Linked DNA regions of Homo sapiens: regions 1 and 3 are each linked to region 2. A link is an interaction called in ENCODE POLR2A ChIA-PET data of the cell type or tissue named here. Cell type or tissue: OCI-LY7. All regions are shown on one strand. Links, peaks and the distances in the headings refer to the core of each region. The heading gives the core; the rest is flanking DNA. Region 1 overlaps KPNA3 (karyopherin subunit alpha 3). Region 2 overlaps KPNA3 (karyopherin subunit alpha 3). Region 3 has its middle 36 kb from the start of KPNA3.

What was found. ChIA-PET counts read pairs that join two places held together with the same protein. Peaks named below come from ENCODE experiments on the same cell type or tissue, not always from the same donor. Only the 100,000 strongest peaks of a DNase experiment are listed, where the experiment ranks them.
Region 1: POLR2A ChIA-PET joins it to region 2 with 6 read pairs; 8 of 35 experiments call an interaction of 5 or more read pairs at or near these places.
Region 3: POLR2A ChIA-PET joins it to region 2 with 9 read pairs; 5 of 35 experiments call an interaction of 5 or more read pairs at or near these places.

The regions. Positions count from the first base shown.
Region 1 is chr13:49,767,711-49,773,633 of GRCh38, forward strand. All of the region lies in intron 1 of KPNA3 (karyopherin subunit alpha 3), which reads right to left. Among named protein-coding and RNA genes, the nearest start is that of KPNA3, 22 kb to the right of the region's middle. In OCI-LY7, for the core only: no CTCF peak of the experiment used is centred there; no DNase peak of the experiment used is centred there.
Region 2 is chr13:49,694,931-49,700,853 of GRCh38, forward strand. KPNA3 (karyopherin subunit alpha 3) reads right to left here. Exons shown (of 17, transcript NM_002267.4): 17 at 4,390-5,923. Among named protein-coding and RNA genes, the nearest start is that of EBPL, 6.4 kb to the left of the region's middle. In OCI-LY7, for the core only: no CTCF peak of the experiment used is centred there; a DNase peak (open chromatin) is centred at 3,771; H3K27ac peaks cover 748 bases.
Region 3 is chr13:49,826,215-49,832,137 of GRCh38, forward strand. No RefSeq gene overlaps it. Among named protein-coding and RNA genes, the nearest start is that of KPNA3, 36 kb to the left of the region's middle. In OCI-LY7, for the core only: a CTCF peak has its summit at 2,516 (motif pointing right); a DNase peak (open chromatin) is centred at 2,467.

The DNA.
Region 1 (5,923 bases), core at 492-5,491, 72 kb after region 2:
TACTTAACCTCTCTGAACCCCAGAGTCCCCACTTAGGAAACGAGGATATCACAATCTATCTCTGGGACAGTACAGTGAAAGTACCTTCCATAACAAGTCCTTACTGAACATCTACAAAATATGACTTGTTTACTGTACAAAGTAAAGTATACCTATATAAAGCATTCATTAAAACTTGTGCTTTATTACTAAGTTACAATGTGAGTACCAACAACAAACCTACCTTACATAGTCCAAAATGTACATATCACTATTATATTTTTTCATCTTTCTACTTTCAAACTGTGTCTTTGTATTTAAAATGCTGCTACACAATCCCAGCACTTTGGGAGGCCAAAGCAGGCATATCACAAGGTCTGGAGTTTGAGATCAGCCTGCCCAACATAATGAAACCCCGTCTCTACTAAAAATACAAAAAATTAGCCGGGCGTGGTGGCAGGTGCCTGTAATCCCAGCTACTCAGGAGGGTGAGGCAGGAAAATCGCTTGAACCTGGGAGGCTGAAGCTGCAGTGAGCCAAGATCGCGCCACTGCACTCCAGCCTGGGCAACAGTGCGAGACTCTGTCTCAAAAAAAAAAAAAAAAAAAGCTGCTACATAGAAGCCAATATGCACTGTAGCCAAAATGCACTACATAGTGCAAAATGTATTTAAAATGGACAGTATGCAGTTGGGTCTTGCTTCTTAATCCAGTCTGACAATCTCTGCCTTTTAATCGGGATGCTTTAGTCAATTTAAATGTATCATAATGACTGATATTGTTGAAATCAGGCATTTCATTATGGTATTTTTGTTTTTGATCATCTCGTTTGTTTTTTATTTCTCTTCCTGCCGGCCTGTCTTCATTTGGGTTAATCAATTTTTTTTTTTTTTTTTTTTTTTTTTTTTAGCATTCCATTAGATATTCCTCTCCTGGCATTTAGGTTCATCTTTTAATTTTGAGATTTCTCACTAGGGATCACAACTGTGACTTTAACTTAAAACAATCTATTCAGAGTTAATGTTCTACCTACTAAATGTCAAGAACCCAACTTGTGTGCCACACATACATGTACTACACATGCCACCACTGCATGCATAGTATTTAAAAACTGCCAAGAATTTGGACAGATCTTATATGCGAATTTTTTTGGACTCACTTTCTTTGTAGCTGCCTCTCTTCCAGGATTTACCCACTAAGTTTCTTGCTGTTCTGTTAGCCCAGAACTCTGTATCCTTACATTTCATGCAAATAAGGTTGTGGTATTCTTCACCAAGTAGCAGGAGGATTACAGAGCACCCTCAGACAAAAACCCACCAACTCATGAATTTCACAAGATAGTTATGTTTTAAGAATAGGCTCTCCTCCAGTTTGTCTGCTTTTGATCACTCTCCAGTACCTTTAAAGAAAAATTAATGTATTTTGTCCAGATATTATCATTGTTATCTATAGGAAGGTAACTCTACAGTATTGCACCATTACTAGAAGCCAGAATGCCACGTTACTTTTACTACATAAACTCCATTCTGAAAATGACTTAACTAGGTAATTTATGCTACTATTAGGTGTATTTTTCCTTTTTATTTTAGTAGCAGCTTTATTCAGATATAATGCCCACGCCATAAAATTTATCCTAAAAGGATAAGTTCCGTGGTTTCTAGTACAGAGTTGTATAACCATCACCACTACCTAATTTTAGAACATTCTCATCACCACAAAAAGAAATCACATACCCTTTAGCATTTGTTCCCCATGCTCCTTCCCACAACCCCTGGCAATCACTAATCTACTTTCTGTATCAATGGATTTGATTGCCTGGACATTTCATACAAATGGAATCATATAATATGTGGACTTTCATGTCTGGCTTCTTCACTTAGCATGTTTTTGAGATTCATCCATGCTGTAGCATGTATAAATACTTTACTCCTTTTTATTGCTGAATAATATTCTACTGTATGGACATACCCCATTTTATCTACCTATTCTTCCATTCAAGGACATTTGGGTTGTTTCCACTTTGGGGATATTATGATAATGCTATAACAAGCATTCATGTACGTGTTTTTCATCTTTTGGACACATACCTAAGAATAAAATTGCTAGGTGATATGGGAACTCTATGATTAACATCTCGAACTGCTATTTTCTAAAGTTGCTGCACATCCTACCAGAAGCGTATTAGAATTCCAATTTCTACTTATCCTTCCCAATGCTATTATTTGTTTGATTTTAGCCATTTTAGTGTACGTGAAATGATATCTCTTGCTTTTGATTTGCACTTCCCTAATGACTAATAACATTAAGCATCTTTTCATGTGTTTGTTGGTCATTTGTATGCCTCCTTCAGGGAACTGTCCAAGTCCTTGCCCCTTTTTAAACTAGACTGTCTTTGTATTGTTCAGCTGTAGTTCTTTACAAATTCTGGATGTTAAGTAGTACCTTTAATGGATGTATGATGTGCAATTTTTTCCTCCCATTTGTGGGCTGCTTTTTTTTTTTTTTTTTTTTTTTGGAGACAGGGTCTCACTCTGATGCCCAGGTAGGCATGATTACCACTTGCTGCAGCCTCAACCTCCTGGGCACCAGTGATCCTCCCACCTCAGCCTCCCAAGCAGCTTGGACTACAGATGTGCACCACCACACCAGGCAAATTTTTAAATTCTTTATAAAGACGAGGTCTCACTACACTGTTTAGGCTGGTCTCGAAATCCTAGGCTCAGGTGATTCTCCCACCTTGGCCTCCCAAAGTGCTGGGATTACAGGTGTGAGCGAGCCACTATGCCTGGCCACTTTTCTACTTCCTTGATGGCGTATTTTGAAGTACAAAATATTTTAATTTTGATAAAGTCCAATTTACCTATATTTCCTCTTGTCACTTGTGCTTTTAAGGTGGTACTATGAAACCAGTGCCAAGGTTACAAAGATCTACACAGATGTTTTCTTCTGAGAAGTTTACACATTTTAGTTTTTACATGTATATCTTTAATCAACTTTGAGTTGGTTTTTGCATACTGTGTAAGGCTCCAGTATTCTCTTGTATGTGGATAGTCATTTGTTCCATTTGTTGAAAAAAAAAAACTATTCCTTCCTTGTAATACTGTTTTGCCACCCTTGCTGAAAATCAATTGACCTACCCACCTACCAAAAAAAAAAAAAAAAAAGAAAAGAAAAAACCCCCGAAAATATAACTGGTAAATGTGAAAGTTTCTTTCTGGACTCTCAATTCTATTCCATTGGTCCATATGTCTATCCTTATGCCAGTATCACACAGTCTTAATTACTATAGGTTTGCTTGTTCTGTAAATTCTGAAATTGCTAAATATAAATATGAGTCCTTCAACTTAGTTCTTATTTTTCAAGTTTTGCTTTGGTTATTCAGGGTCCTTTGCAATTCCATACAAATTTCAGAATCAACTTGTTGATATTTCAAAAAAAAAAAAAAAAGAAGAGGAAGAGAAAAAGAAGCCAAAAGAAAAGAATAGAAAAAAAGAAAAAAGGCAAGTCAGCTTGGATTTTATGGGAAATTGCATTGAATCTCTTAGTTCATTTGGAGATTACTGCAGCTTAACATTAACTCTTCCAATCCATGAACATGAAATATATTTCCATTTACTTAGATCTTTCTTTCAATGAAGTTGTAGTTTTCAGCATACAAGTCTTAAACTTTCAGTAAACAATGAATTCCTGATAAAGAAAATAAGTCTTACACTTTTGCTGAATTTATTCCTGAGCATTTTATTCTTTGTAATGCTGTTGTAACAAAATTGTTATTTTGTTTTTTAAGACGGGGTCTCACTCTGTCACCCCCGCTGGAGTGCCAGTGGCGCAATCACCATTCACTGCAGCCTCAACCTCTCCAGCTCAAGGCTCCCTCCTCTGCACCCAAGTAGCTGGGACTACAGGCATATGCTACCACACCCAGCTTTTTAAATTTTTGATTTTATTTATTTTTGAGACAGGGTCTCACTCTGTTGCTTATTTAGTCTCACCCAGGCTGGAGGCTCTACTGCTCATCATAGTAACACAATTACAGTTCACTGTGGTCTTGACTTCCCAAGCTCAAGTGATCCTCCCACCTTAGCCTCTAGAGTAGCTGGGACTACAGGTACACACCATCAGACCTAGCTAATTTTGGTATTTTTTTTGTAGTGACGGGATCTAGCCATGTTGCCCAGGCTGGTCTTGAATTCCTGGGCTCAGGCAACCCACCTGTCTCAGCCTCCTAAATTTTGGGAAGTATAGGCATGTATAGGCCACCACACCTGGCCTGTTTTAATTTTAGATTGCCCATTGCTGGTATACTAAAATACAATTGATTTTGTATACTGATCTTGTATCCTGCAACCTTGTTGAAATCATTTATTAGCTCTAATAGTTTTTAAGTGAGTTCTTTAGAATTTTCTATCCAGAAGATCATATCATTTGCAAATAAAGAGTTTTAATTCTTATTTTCCAACCTGGTTATCTTTCATCTTGTTTTCTTGCCTAATTGTGTTGGCTAGAAAATCTGGTACAATACTGAATAGGAAGAACAACAATGAATACGGTTGTCTTATTCCTGATCTTAGGGGGAAAGCTTTACATTTACACCATTAATATGACATAAGCTGTGGATTTTTCAGATGCTCTTCATCAAGAGAATGTGAAGAATGCAAAATAAAACCATAATAAGACATCTCTACACACTTGGTAAAATAATGAAAATTTAAAAGACTGGCAAAACAAAGTATTGGTGAGCATGTGGAACAATTAGAATTCTCGCACTGTTGGTGAATGTAAAATAGGACAACCACCTTGGAAAAGAATTTCAAAGTTTCTAAATACTGTTGGGCTGGGCACAGTGGCTCACACCTGTAATCCCATCACTTTGGGAGGCTGAGGCAGGTGGATCACCTGAGGTCAGGAGTTCCAGACCAGCCTGGCCAACGTGGTGAAACCCCATCTCTACTAAAAATACCAAAATTAGCAGGGCATGGTGGCGCACGTCTGTAATCCCAGCTACTCAGGAGGCTGAGGCAGGAGAATTGCTTGAACCCAAGAGGCAGAGGCTGCAATGAGCTGAGATCATGCCATTGCACTTCAGCCTGGGTGACAAAAGCAAGACTCTGTCTCAAAATAAATAAAGACAGTTAAATACACACTTATATGACCCAGCCACTCTGTTCCTAGGTATTGATACAACAGAGAAACACATAGACTTGTACTGATCCAAAAGACATACACATAGCTTTATAAACAAATATTCATAGCAGTCTTACTTACAATTGCCAAAAACTAGTAACAACTCAAATGGCCAACGGTAGGTAAATGGCCTACTGTTGTGGTATATTCATATAATGAATATGAGTCAGCAATTAAGAAGAATGAACTTTAGGTACACAAAATATTAATGTTAATATTAAGTTTTAAAAAAATCAGACACAAAAGGAGTATGTATTGTCATCACATTTAAACGAAATTCTGGAAAAGGCAAGCTGATCAATGAAAGAAAGCAGATTAATATTTGCCTAAGGGTTAGGGACAGGAAGGGGTTACTGCAAAGGGATATGGAGGAACTTTTGGGAAGACAGAAATATTTACATTTTGATTGCAATGGTGGTTACAAGGAGGTAATCATTTGTCAAAACTCATCAAGCTAAATACTGATGTGTATTACTTCTGTAATTTTTTAATGTTAATTATTCTGAGAAGTACTTAAATTATTTGAAGTCCTTTCTAAATTAATCTGCCTCAAAGATTTTTTCGATGATATAATTACCAATGTCCTAATTTTTTATCCTATTAATACCATATTATGCACTTGGATCTGTGTTGCTTATCAACACTTGGGGCGGCTGATAAATATTCCCTGTAATTAAAAAAAATTGTAAGCAGTCAAAAACTAATAAACCTTCAAGAGTGTTATAAATAAATAAAATTTACAATAACATTTACATGACACC
Region 2 (5,923 bases), core at 891-5,890:
CGGGACAGAGTATTCAGTATTCGAATGTTTCTAAAGGCTTAGTCAGAATTCTTATTTATATAAGACTGAAGACATCGAAAGGATACATATGTAGAATGTGATCTCATGAGAAAAACTAGGCTGAAGTAAATATGAAATTTATTCTTATGTTTAGAGTTGAAAAGGGTAGATGCCCAACGATTTGGGTTAAAGAGAGCTGATGATAAAGAGGGTGTGACTTGATCACAAACCTAATTATGATGAAGCTGGTAAAATAACTGAAAGACTCCCCCCACATTAATAGAATCAAAAGTCCAGATAATGGAATGTTCCCATTCATTCCAAAGTACTCAGAAACCAGTCACACCACACTCCTTATTGTTGGAATCCTTGGAGTACATCACGCTGACAGGAACCAGGTCCAGCAATGACTTTATAATGAGAATGGATGAAATGCAAGGGGTGTTCGAGTAAAAGAAAGCTGATTTAAAAAATGGATGAGTCTCCTCTGCTATCTGGAAATAACAAAGTCTACTCCCAATCAAAAACAGTTAATTTACAATGATGGAAATTTAAGTTTCTTTCTCTTTTGAGACAGGGTCTCAACTCTGTGGCCCAGGCTGAAGTGCAGTGGCACGATCTCGGGTCCAGTGTATGGCAGCCTCAGCCTCCAAAGTAGCTGGGACTACAGGCATGTACCGCCAGGCCCAGCTATTTTATTTATTTATTTTTTTTGTAGAGATGAGGTCTCACTATATTGCCCAGGCTGGTGTCAAACTCCTGGGCTCAAGTGATCCACTGACCTGGGCCTCCCAAAGTGCTGGCATTACAGGTGTGGGCCACTGCACCCAGGTTAAGAAAGGATCTTGTAGCAAGCAAAGCTAGCCAATAAATACAAGCTCCCTCAAAATGAGTACCTTGTTTCTCAAGCTCTTCTAACTTACTCCTGCAGGAATGTTTCCATAAAATACCCTGCCTCAAAAATCAGATTTTATGTTTAAAATATGTAAAATGTATACTTTATAACACTTTGGCTTGTATTACCAATAAAACTTTTACTTACCACCTAGTAAAGTTGCTGTCCCACGAAAGTGTTCCTTATCTTATGGTTTCTCACACTATTTGGCACAAGGCCCCATGCATCTTTGGGTACCACAGTTTAAGGGAATTCCTCAAGAAGGTGTATGGCAATTTGCTAGGGTAGGGAAGGGGGATGCTGTAGAAGAAATTCCCTGCAGAGAATACTTTCTTTATGGCATGGCTCGGCCATAGTTTCTGTTTTTAATAATTTAATAGATGATTGTAAGTTTTCTGATGAGGCCAATCTCTCAACAATGCTTCAAGTGATCTTCAAACTATGCTATGATTTTCTAGTACAACTCCAGTTTTCCCTAGATAACTTAAAGATTTTCAACTACAAGTGTTTGAAAAACACTGCCATAGGGTGTTGAGATTTGGGCAATTAACACATTTGATTGTTTTACAACCCTGTTTTTTAGCCACAGGATAAATTTAAGAGGTAACTAGTTGCTCCATATTTCTATTTCTTTATCCCAAGTCCCTTGAAATAGATGTTCAGTACTACCTGGAGTTTCCTACAGATGATTTGGGAAATTAGGTTAGGCCTGCCTTCAATTTTTCCTAAAACTCAGAATGAAGAAAAGGCACATTTGTGTCTCCTTTCTTCATCTTATGCATCTGAGGAAAGCCTGGGACTGTTCATACAACAAAAAAGTCATGATTTAGGCTGTCTCATTTGAGTGGAGTTTTCTATAGGAATTGATTTAGGACAGTGGTTTACAATCAGGGATGGTTTTGGGCCCCCAGATGTTTGGCAATGTCTGGAGACATTTTTGGTTGTCTTAACTTGGGGAGAGGAGAGAGGTGCTACTGCTATCTAGTGAGTAGAGCCCAGGGATACTACTAAACATCCTACATTGCACAGGGCAGATGACACACAACAAAGAATTATCCAGCCAAAAATGTCAATAGTGCAGGGTTTAAAAAACCCCAATTTAGGCCAGGCGCTGTGGCTCCCGCCTGTAATCCTAGCATTTTGGGAGGCCGAGGCAGGCGGATCACTTGAGGTCAAGAGTTTGAGACCAGCCTGGCCAACATAGTGAAACTTGTCTCTACTAAAAATACAAAAATTAGGTGTGGTGGCAGGCGCCTGTAATCCTAGCTACTCGGGAGGCTGAGGCAGGAAAATCGCTTGAAACTGGAAGGCAGAGGTTGCAGTGGGTCATGCCACTGCACTCCAACCTGGGCTAAAGAGCGAAACTCCATCTCAAAAAACAAAAAAACAATTTAGGCCTAAGTTAGTTGAGGGATTTTATGGGCAAACAGTGGCATTAGGTTGCATTCCCACATCCCTTTTCCCACACATTGTATATAGCACTTTTGGAGAATCATTCTATCACTGTTTTTTAGCTATCTAAACAACATTTATACTCACAGCTTCATATACAGAAATTATATTTCCTTTCCCCCAAAAAGAGTTAAGTAAACTTTCCCAGTTTAACTAGGGTTTAAAAAATTAACCATCACTGTAAGACAACGGACATTCATGAATGTCAGGTGCTCTTGTTTACTTGTTTATCCGCATTAACTAATCCCCTGAAAAGGATGAATGACGCTTCTTAAAAAATTTTCTTTTCATATAAAAATAGAATTTTTTTAAAGATGGGGTCTTGCTATGTTGCCCAGGCTGCTCCCAAACTCCTGGGCTCAAGTGATCCTCCTGACTCAGCCTCCCAAGTAGCTGGAGCTACAGGTGTCTGCCACCAACCACGCCCTTCAGGATGACCCTTCTGAAAGAAATGATGGCAAGATTGTATGAGTACTATCACATTTACTTATACACCAACTTCTTTTAAAAGTAATTTGCAGTGGCATTATACAAAAGTAAACATTTCTATACTCAAAAGTTTGGCTGCTCCTTTGTTCTTTTAGTTAATGCAAGATTTCATTTAGTGCCATAAACTTTACCTAACAGGTTAAAACTTTTAGGTTTGCTCTGATTACTATTTTCCATAGTTACATGTTTTCAAGGGGTAGCCAGGTCTTAAAGTTTGAGTTTTTGTTTCATCAGTCACAATCATACCATCATCTCAAATAAATGGACTTTTTCTAAGTTATAGTATTTAAACCTGAGACACATAGGGAGAATGCCATGTGATGACGGAGGCAGAGACTGGAGTGATGCAGCTACAAGCCAAGGAATGCCAAGGATTGCCAGGAACCACCAGAAGCTAGGAAGAGGCAAGGAAGGATCATCCCCATCGAAGTCCCCAGACAGAGCATGGCTCAGTCATCACCTTGATTTCAGACTTCTGGTCTCCAGAAGTGGATGACAATACATTTCTATTGTCTGAAACCACCTGGTTTGTGGTACTTTGTAATGGCAGCTTAGGAAACTAATATAGATTTTGGCAATTCTTATTTGTCACAGAATAGTCTCAAATCTAGCATTATTATCGATCATCCTGGTTTGTTAGAGTTGAGATGGAAGAGGAACCCCTCTTAAGGGCCTGCCAGGTGCCCCACCAAGCATGGAAATAAAGGAAAATTTTGAGTTCCTTCAAGGGAAATTCCAGGCACCTAGCTAGCCCTATGAATAAATAAGAAACTTGATAAGCAAGAGAGTAATAGTAGCTTAAAACAACAGCCAAGGAAGTCACAGGATGTTTGGTTCCTTATAGAAACTAAAGATAACATCTTAACATATGTCCCTGAGTTGTTCTTCAGACACCTGGACCCCCACCAAATGGTCCACTGGCCAGGGAAGGGGGAACTGAGGACTGAGCTCTGACTGCCATTCTTTGTTCTAAATGTCTTCCTGAGGGGCCTATAGGAAGTCACGCCCATGGGGCAGACTTAGCATTCTTTTCTGCTGACCCCAAGTTTTTTGACAAAGCTTTGATTCCTTAATCAACTGCAAATAAGAAAATCTGTGAATTCACCTATGACCTATAAGTCACCCCCTGCCACCCTCGGCTTCAAGACAGCCCACCTTTCTAGGCCAAACCATTGTGTACTGATGTACAATTCTGCCTGTAATTTATGCTTTCCTGAAATTCACCCCTGCCTTTAAAAACCCTTGCTTGTAAAGCCATGAGGGAAGTTGGGTCTTAAGTGTGAGCTGCCTCATTTTTCTTGTTTGGTGCCCTGCCTGCAGATAAATGCCCTCCTTTTTCCTGCTGCAAAACCTTGCTATGAATGTTTGGCCTAACTGTGCCAGGTGAACAGACTCCAGTTTAGTTCAGTAATATGGTGTGAAGGAGATATTAAAATACAGTAAAAGAGTAATTCATGATTTACCTCCATTGTGATTTTTAAAAAAATAATTCCAAATTTAAATTTAACCATACAGAAAACAAACAAGTTATTTTCAGAAATAAGTTTTCAATGTTTTATCATATTTGATAGCAGCTTTTTTTATTGGTTACAAAACCTAAGCCCATATACAAAATTAGGAACACATTTAGATGCCTCTTTTGAAAGAACGTTTTAGTCTTTTTAAACTGAGTTTAAAAAAAAATAACAATGCAATTTTTAAACACTGTTTTGAAAACTTAAAAGTGCAGCAATATACTTAGTTTCCTTTATCTACGAAATGGTGCAATTCCAATTCAAAACTGGTAAGGTCACAAATTGAATCAAGGAAATGCATACAAGTGTCTGCACTACTTGATGCTAATGTTCACTTAAATGTTAGTTTGCACTTTAAAACATGAGAGGAAATAGGAATCATCACAGTAGAGGCCCAATTTTAATCATAATGTGTGCAAATTTTAAAAGGTAACTGTCAGTTAAGTAAGGAAAGTCCAGAAGAAACTAAACTGGAAGGGGTACGGTTCACAATATCAAGAAGATTTGGACTTTTAAGGGTTTCACCGAAGTTTGTGACCTTAATTAGCTTTTACGTTGTTATTCCTACTTTTAGCGAACACCACACAGTTTCAAAAATTTAGACTATAGTGTCCGAACAGGATGCAGTTACCATATGAAGCTTTAACTCAAAATTTGGATAAAGAAAAAAAGGCACAATGAACTTCAACTCAATTTTATGTGCACAAGAGTTGAAAAATCTGAGCCACCTTAAAGAGAAATTGATTCTAAAATTTATAAAACCTATAAATAATCAGAGGCCAAACCACTATATTAAAACAGATTCTCTAGCAAGTAAAAATCTTGCAGTTTAAACATACGCTTGTATCCACTTTAGATACAAGACAAAACTCACTCTTTAAAGTGGCTCCACCTTGGCAGATACATATATTTGTAATGAATGCACACCTGCTATGTGTTGTTTATCAGTGAAAACACCCCAGCTGATTCACAAAGCTCTGATGGCATCTGTCTCATCTTCATCACAGTAAATACACCCCCCAATGGATAACTAAATTAGTTTAGATTTTCTATCCCTTCACATCAATGCATTGGGAAATTATACCCAGTAAACAAGAGCAACAATACCATTTCTGTGACAGCACAAATTATTTAGTTTAAAAATTTTTAAATCCATATTCTTTCATTAATAACTGGGTCAGACAATTTACCAAAAGCAATAACTTGACATAGTAATACCGGATTTTGCAGAATTACTTAGAGATCACTGCAAATCAGGTTTATGTTAAATAACTGCAAATTACTCCTCTACACAGATCCCTGTCTGAATCTTTTAATATGTGAAGATGCTTTTTGAGTAGGATCTGAATTAACTTTCCCAATACTCAAAGAATGAACTCTTATGACACTTCTAAATAGTTGCTGGTTTGTTGCCAACCACATTATCAAAAGCACTGGTTACTAAGTAAAAAATATTTTAAGACTAAATTACAGTAAACATGAAAGCTCCACAGTTTAAACCCAATATAAATCAACCATATCCAATTATCAAATTAAAACAAAGAATATTAACTCCTGAAAGCTGAAAGCAAGA
Region 3 (5,923 bases), core at 266-5,265, 130 kb after region 2:
TTGTGTAACGAGAAATCTTGTGTGGTAGATTCTTGTACTAGAATAAAGTCACTGGTGTTTGGGAGGGAGGTGACGTAGGATGGGTCAGAGGGTCCAGACATGTCATGGACGGTCTGTGTGGGCTGTGAGGGGCTCATGAAGGGGAATTTGTGAGGGGAGTTAAGTGTTTGACTAAGCTGGCTATGATTGATGGGAAATTGTTTGTGGTAGACTTTCTAGAAAATGATCTATGTGCCAAGCGCAGTGGCTGACACCTGTAATGCCAGTACTTTGGGAGGCCAAGGTGGGCAGATCACCTGAGGTCAGGAGTTCCAGACCAGCCTGGCCAATATGGTGAAACCCCGTATCTACTAAAAACACAAAAATTAGCTGGGCGTGGTGGTGTGAGCCTGTAATCCCAGCTACTCGGGAGACTGAGGAGGAGAATCGCTTGAACCAGGAAGGCAGAGGTTCGAGCAGTGAGCCAAGATCGTGCCATTGCACTCCAGCCTGTGTGACAAGAGTAAGACTCTGTCTCAAGAAAAGGAAAAGAAAAAAAAAAAAAAAAGCCTATGTGTTGAAACTGGGTTTTCTTTAGGTGTTCATTTGCTAAATTACCAGAACTTTTGCTTTTCCATTCTGTGATATATTTCTTTTGAAAGCTTTTCAAATTTGTGTAACTCTCTCCTTCAGCTTTTTCATCAGCTCCTGTGACTTTTTCTCCTGCAGTTCTGACAGTTGCTGTGATCTGATGCTAAAGTGTTTTCTTAGAGGTCTGCGGGACCAGTGTTTTTCCTGAATACAGCTTAATTCTATGCTCGTGGTTTTCCTTGAATATAACTTTATTTTTGGCTTTTAGTTTTTGACTCTCTTTTTCTTTTCTTTTTTTTTTTTTTTGAGACGGAGTCTCACTTTGTCACCAGGCTGGAGTACAGTGGCTTGATCTCGGCTCACTGCAATCTCTGACTCCCTGGTTCAAGCAATTCTCCTGCCTCAGCCTCCCGAGTAGCTGGGATTACATGCGCATGCCACCACGCCCGGCTAATTTTTGTATTTTTAGTAGAGATGGGGTTTCACCATGTTGATCAGGATGGTCTCAATCTCCTGACCTCGTGATCCACCCGCCTCGGCCTCCCAAAGTGCTGGGATTACAGGAGTGAACCACCACGCCTGGCCAGTTTTTGACTCTTATATTGCTTAAAAGGGCTTTGAGGGCTAATGAATACATGCCCACCTCCACTTCTATCTGGCCTAGAATGTTTAATTGGCTACAAGTCATTGGACTCTAAGTCTGCTGGCCAAAGAGAATCCCTCCCCCTGCCAAAAAAATGGAAAAAGTAACTCAGGCCATGACAGGAAACAGGGAGTCAGCTGCCTCACTATGCCTTTCCCTTGGAATTTAGGCCAGGTTCAAAAGGTCTTTAAAAATTTTGAAAATAAAGTATTGGCCTTTCCCACAGAGAAAAATAAATAGCTCCTCGGTTCAATCAGAAGACTTAGTGTTACTAAAAACTTCAAAAAAAGATCCCCTGATCATCAGTTAAAACCAAAATGGAAGGGCCCCTTCAGGTATTGATAAATACTGTCACTGCTGTTAAGCTTCAGAGAGTCACTAGCTGTGTACACCTGTCCAGGATTAAACCTGTGTCTTATGAGTTCCCCATGGGCATAAAAGGAGCACACCACAACCTACATTTATGAACCTAGAAACTTAAGGCTGTTGTTTTGCAAGCACATAGATAAATAACAGGATGCTGTGGGTGGGGGTAGGAGCATTAATTTTTCTCTTCCTCCTAATTGTAATTTTCTTGTTTAGCCTCCCTCGTAAACTTTGTATCTTCTAGATTCCACATAAAGATGATGCCAGCACAAGGCTTCCAACTCATCCGGTCTTTGGACCTGGAAAAGAAAAACATCCTGCCATTGGGCCTCTTAGGTCAGGTATCCAGAGACTTTTACACTGCCAATACTAGGCGGGGTCTATGCCCATAAAATCAGCAAGAAGTAGTTACAGAAGATGGACCTTCACCCCTCTGCAGCCCCCTTAAGATTAGGAGGCTTTGGCCAGACACAGTGGCTCATGCCTGTAATCCCAGCACTTTGGGAGGCTGAGGCAGGTGGATCAACTGAGGCCAGGAGTTCGAGACCAGCCTGGCCAAGATGGCAAAACCCCATCTCTACTAAAAGTACAAAAATCAGCCGGGTGTAGTGGTGCTCGCCTGTAATCCCAGCTACTTGGGAGGCTGAGGCAGGAGAATTGCTTGAACCCAGGAGGCAGAGGTTGCAGTGAGCCGAGATTGTACCACTGCACTCCAGCCTGGGCAACAAGAGCAAAACTCCATCTCAAAAAAAAAAAAAAAAAAAAAATCAGGAAGTGTATCTAATTTCTAAGGGGGAAGTGAGGTAGGAGACTGATAGGACTTGTTTTCTGGTCACAACCCTGCTGACGAAAATAGGATCTAGTTCAGACAGGATAATGTGAAGAAACTGGCCAAAACCAGCAGATGGCAACAAAAGTGCTCCCTACCTGCCCTCCTTGCTTATTAGTGTGAGACACTCCCACTAGTGCCATGACAGTTTATAAATACCATGGCAATGACCCAGAAGTTACCATCCCTTTCCAAGAAGTTCTAAATAACCCATCTCATTTTGCATTAACCTTTCCTTAATTTGCATATACTTAAAAGTGGGCATAAGTGAGTATAAATACAGTTTCCAAGTGCCCATATGTTGCTGACTCTGGGTGCACTGCCTATGAATTCGCCCTGCTCTGCAAGAAGCAGTACCATTCAATAAAAGATTGCTGTCTAACACCACCAGCTCATCTTTGAATTTTTTCCTGGGTGAGGTCAATAATTCTCCAAGGCTAAGCCCCAGTCTAGGGGCTGTTTGGTGGATCATTGAGCCCAGCAGTTTGACACCAGCATGGACCACATGGCGAAGCCCCATCTCTACAAAAAAAATACAAAAACTAGCCAAGTGTGGTGGTGCATGCCTGTAGTCCCAGCTACTTGGGAGGCTGAGGCAGGAGGATCACCTGACTACAGGAGGGTCGAAGCTGCAGTGAGCCATGATCGTGCCACTGCACTCCAGCCTGGGCGACGGAGTGAGATGCTGTCTCAAAAAAAAAAAAAAAAAAAAAAGTGGCCGGGCAGGGTGGCTCAAACCTGTAATCCCAGGACTTTGGGAGGCTGAGGCGGGCAGATCACCTGAGGTTAGGGTTCAAGACCAGCCTGGCCAACATGACTAAACCCCATCTCTACTAAAAGTACAAAAATTAGCCGGGCGTGGTAACATGTGCCTGTAATCTCAGCTATTCAGGAGGTTGAGGCAGGAGAATTGCTTGAACCCGGGTGGTGGAGGTTGCAGTGAGCCTATATCGTTTCATTGCACTCCAGCCTGGGCAACAAGAGCGAGACTCCATCTCAAAAACAAACAAAAAAAAAAAAAAAAAAAAAAAAAAAAAAAGGAAAAGAAAAAAATGGATAAGGGAATCCTTGTGCTAAAGGGTGTCAGAGACAATCTGAGAGGTAAATGCTACGCTATGGACTAACAGTAAGGGGAAAAGAAGATGGTAAATTTGCAGAGAAGATCAAGTTTGATCAGTTTCCTGGCCTGAAGGTAGGACAATGACAAAGGCTCATTTTAGGGGCTTCTGGTATACAAAGGTGTAGGGGCACTACAAAAAAGTCATTCTGACACTTGTTGAAATGCTATAAGGAAGACTTTATTTAAGACTATTGCAATAGGAGAGAGAGATCAGGCTCAACTCTGAACACAGCTTGGACAAATGGATACTTATAGTCAAGGAGCAGAGTGACGGGGTTGGTGGGTGAAAAATTACTAGGAGGAGACATCAAGGGTAGAGAGATTCTTGCTAAACTGAACTAGCAGGATTCTCACTGAAGGAAAGCCAAGGACTTAGACATCAAAGGTGGAGGATGAGGAACTTGCTCAGGTATCAGTGGTGATCAGACCACAAAATGGAGGGAATTCTCCCTAAACTGACTTAGCAATATTCTTGTTCATACTGGGCTAGGCAGGCCAAAGACAGGACAGGTGCCAAGGTCTTAGTGGAGTCTAAGTGGAGAAGAAGGCTCAGAGGAGCATGAGTCAGGTTTGGTCAAGGAGAGGGTCTTTGTTGGAGGGGGAAATTAAATGGTGTGGAGGGGAATTTTAGATGGTTCAACAAGGAGGCAATGTAGTGAGTGGCAGCATGGGAGAACTGAGGCTGGAGAAGTTCTCAGCCCATGCTGTTGCCCCTGTTTTGCCCCTTCCCTCCCTCTCTCCCACAGGAGCAGTTGACTGGCTGCCTCTTGCTGTGGTTCCTGTGAAAGGCGGCTTTAGTTTGGATCTTCAGTGGGGTAAGGGGCTCTTGTTCAGAATAGAGGCTTCCAAATATGCATGAACGGAAGTAACACAAGCAAAATGCATGGGACACAGTAGGTGTGCAATGCCTATGGGTCCTCTTCTCTTTCTCCCACTGCTCCCTTTTCAGTGATGGGCCCAGAAAAGCTATAGTTCTATACCCTGTACACATGCTCGTCTCTCACTTTGAGGAAGAACAATTCCCCCAAACACTTTTAAAAAAACAGTAACATCTAGCAATAAATTAACAACTGGCAATGAACTGTTTCCTGCAATTTAAATTGTTTCTGAATGCAGTGTCATTAGGTCCTGGCTGTAGGCTCTTAGGGACTGCACACCTGGAAGGCTGCTGGGCAGAAGTGTCATAACCCATACCCCCAGCTCTTCCTTCTCTCAAGTGTCACAATCGTTTTGAACTATTTGGAATTTCCACCTATTCCCCCAAATTGGCAGCCTCTCCTGACTTTTATAGCTTTTGAATTTTGTACAAAGTGCATGTGTTAACTATTTAAATTTTTATATTTTCAAAAAACGATGATCTCTGTTACAGCAGCTAAAGTGGATTTTCCCCACCCCAGTAACTCACCACATTTCCCTATTTTATCTTCTTAGTAGTACTTGCCAGCATATTGTTTTTATACTGTGCCCAGTCTCCCTCCACTAAACCATAATCTCCTCCAGCCAATACTCTGACTTGTTCTCTATGAAATCTCTAATATCTAGAGTATTTATTTTCCTTCCTTTTCTCTTCTCTTCTTTCTTTTTTTTCTGTTAGTATCTTATTTAGATTTGTAGATTGAGATGCCTTCATACAATGTTTTAGAGATTTTTAGTGGTTTTTTTCCTATAGCCTGAAAGAGTTTACATAACAGAAATTATCTATTCATAAAGCAATGCTACTCAAAATGTGTTCTGCAGGCACTAAAGTATAAATCAAACATACTATTTAGCTCGAATGTACTATTTAGCTGAGTTTTGTTTTTTGTTTTTTAGCAAAGACTTTGTTGATGAAGGAAGCAATATACTGATTTATGTTCCAGTGCAAGCTCCTTAACTTTTTGCGGGCTGGTAGCAAACAGTTCTGTAACCAGCTGAGTAGCACTGCGGTAAAGGGTAACAGAATACAGATACAAAACCACCAGAGACTGGTGCTTTTTCAACTGTTAGATTTAAATTGCCTTTCTAGTCTCTTCCGTGGGCATTGATCTGTTTAGATTTTCTTCCTTTACTTGGCTCAATTTTGCTAAGTTATATTTTACTAGAAAGCTATCAATTTCCTCTATTTTCAGATACATTTCTAGAGTTGCACAGAATAGTTTCTTTTAGTTCTCTTTATCTCTTCCATATCTGTTTTGGATCCTCAGGAGTAAATAGAGGAACATGCAGTAAAAAAAGATTGAGAAAAGATGCAAAAAGATTAGAGTGCAACCAGGAAAGGTCAGTATTATTCTAGTCACTGGAGATGCAAAAATATGCAAATTCTCGAGGGGCTTCATATTTTATCTCTTTTAATTATCCTGAAATAGTTTTATTATTAATTGCTTTTTGAAGAAGTAGATATTGCCTATTAAATTAT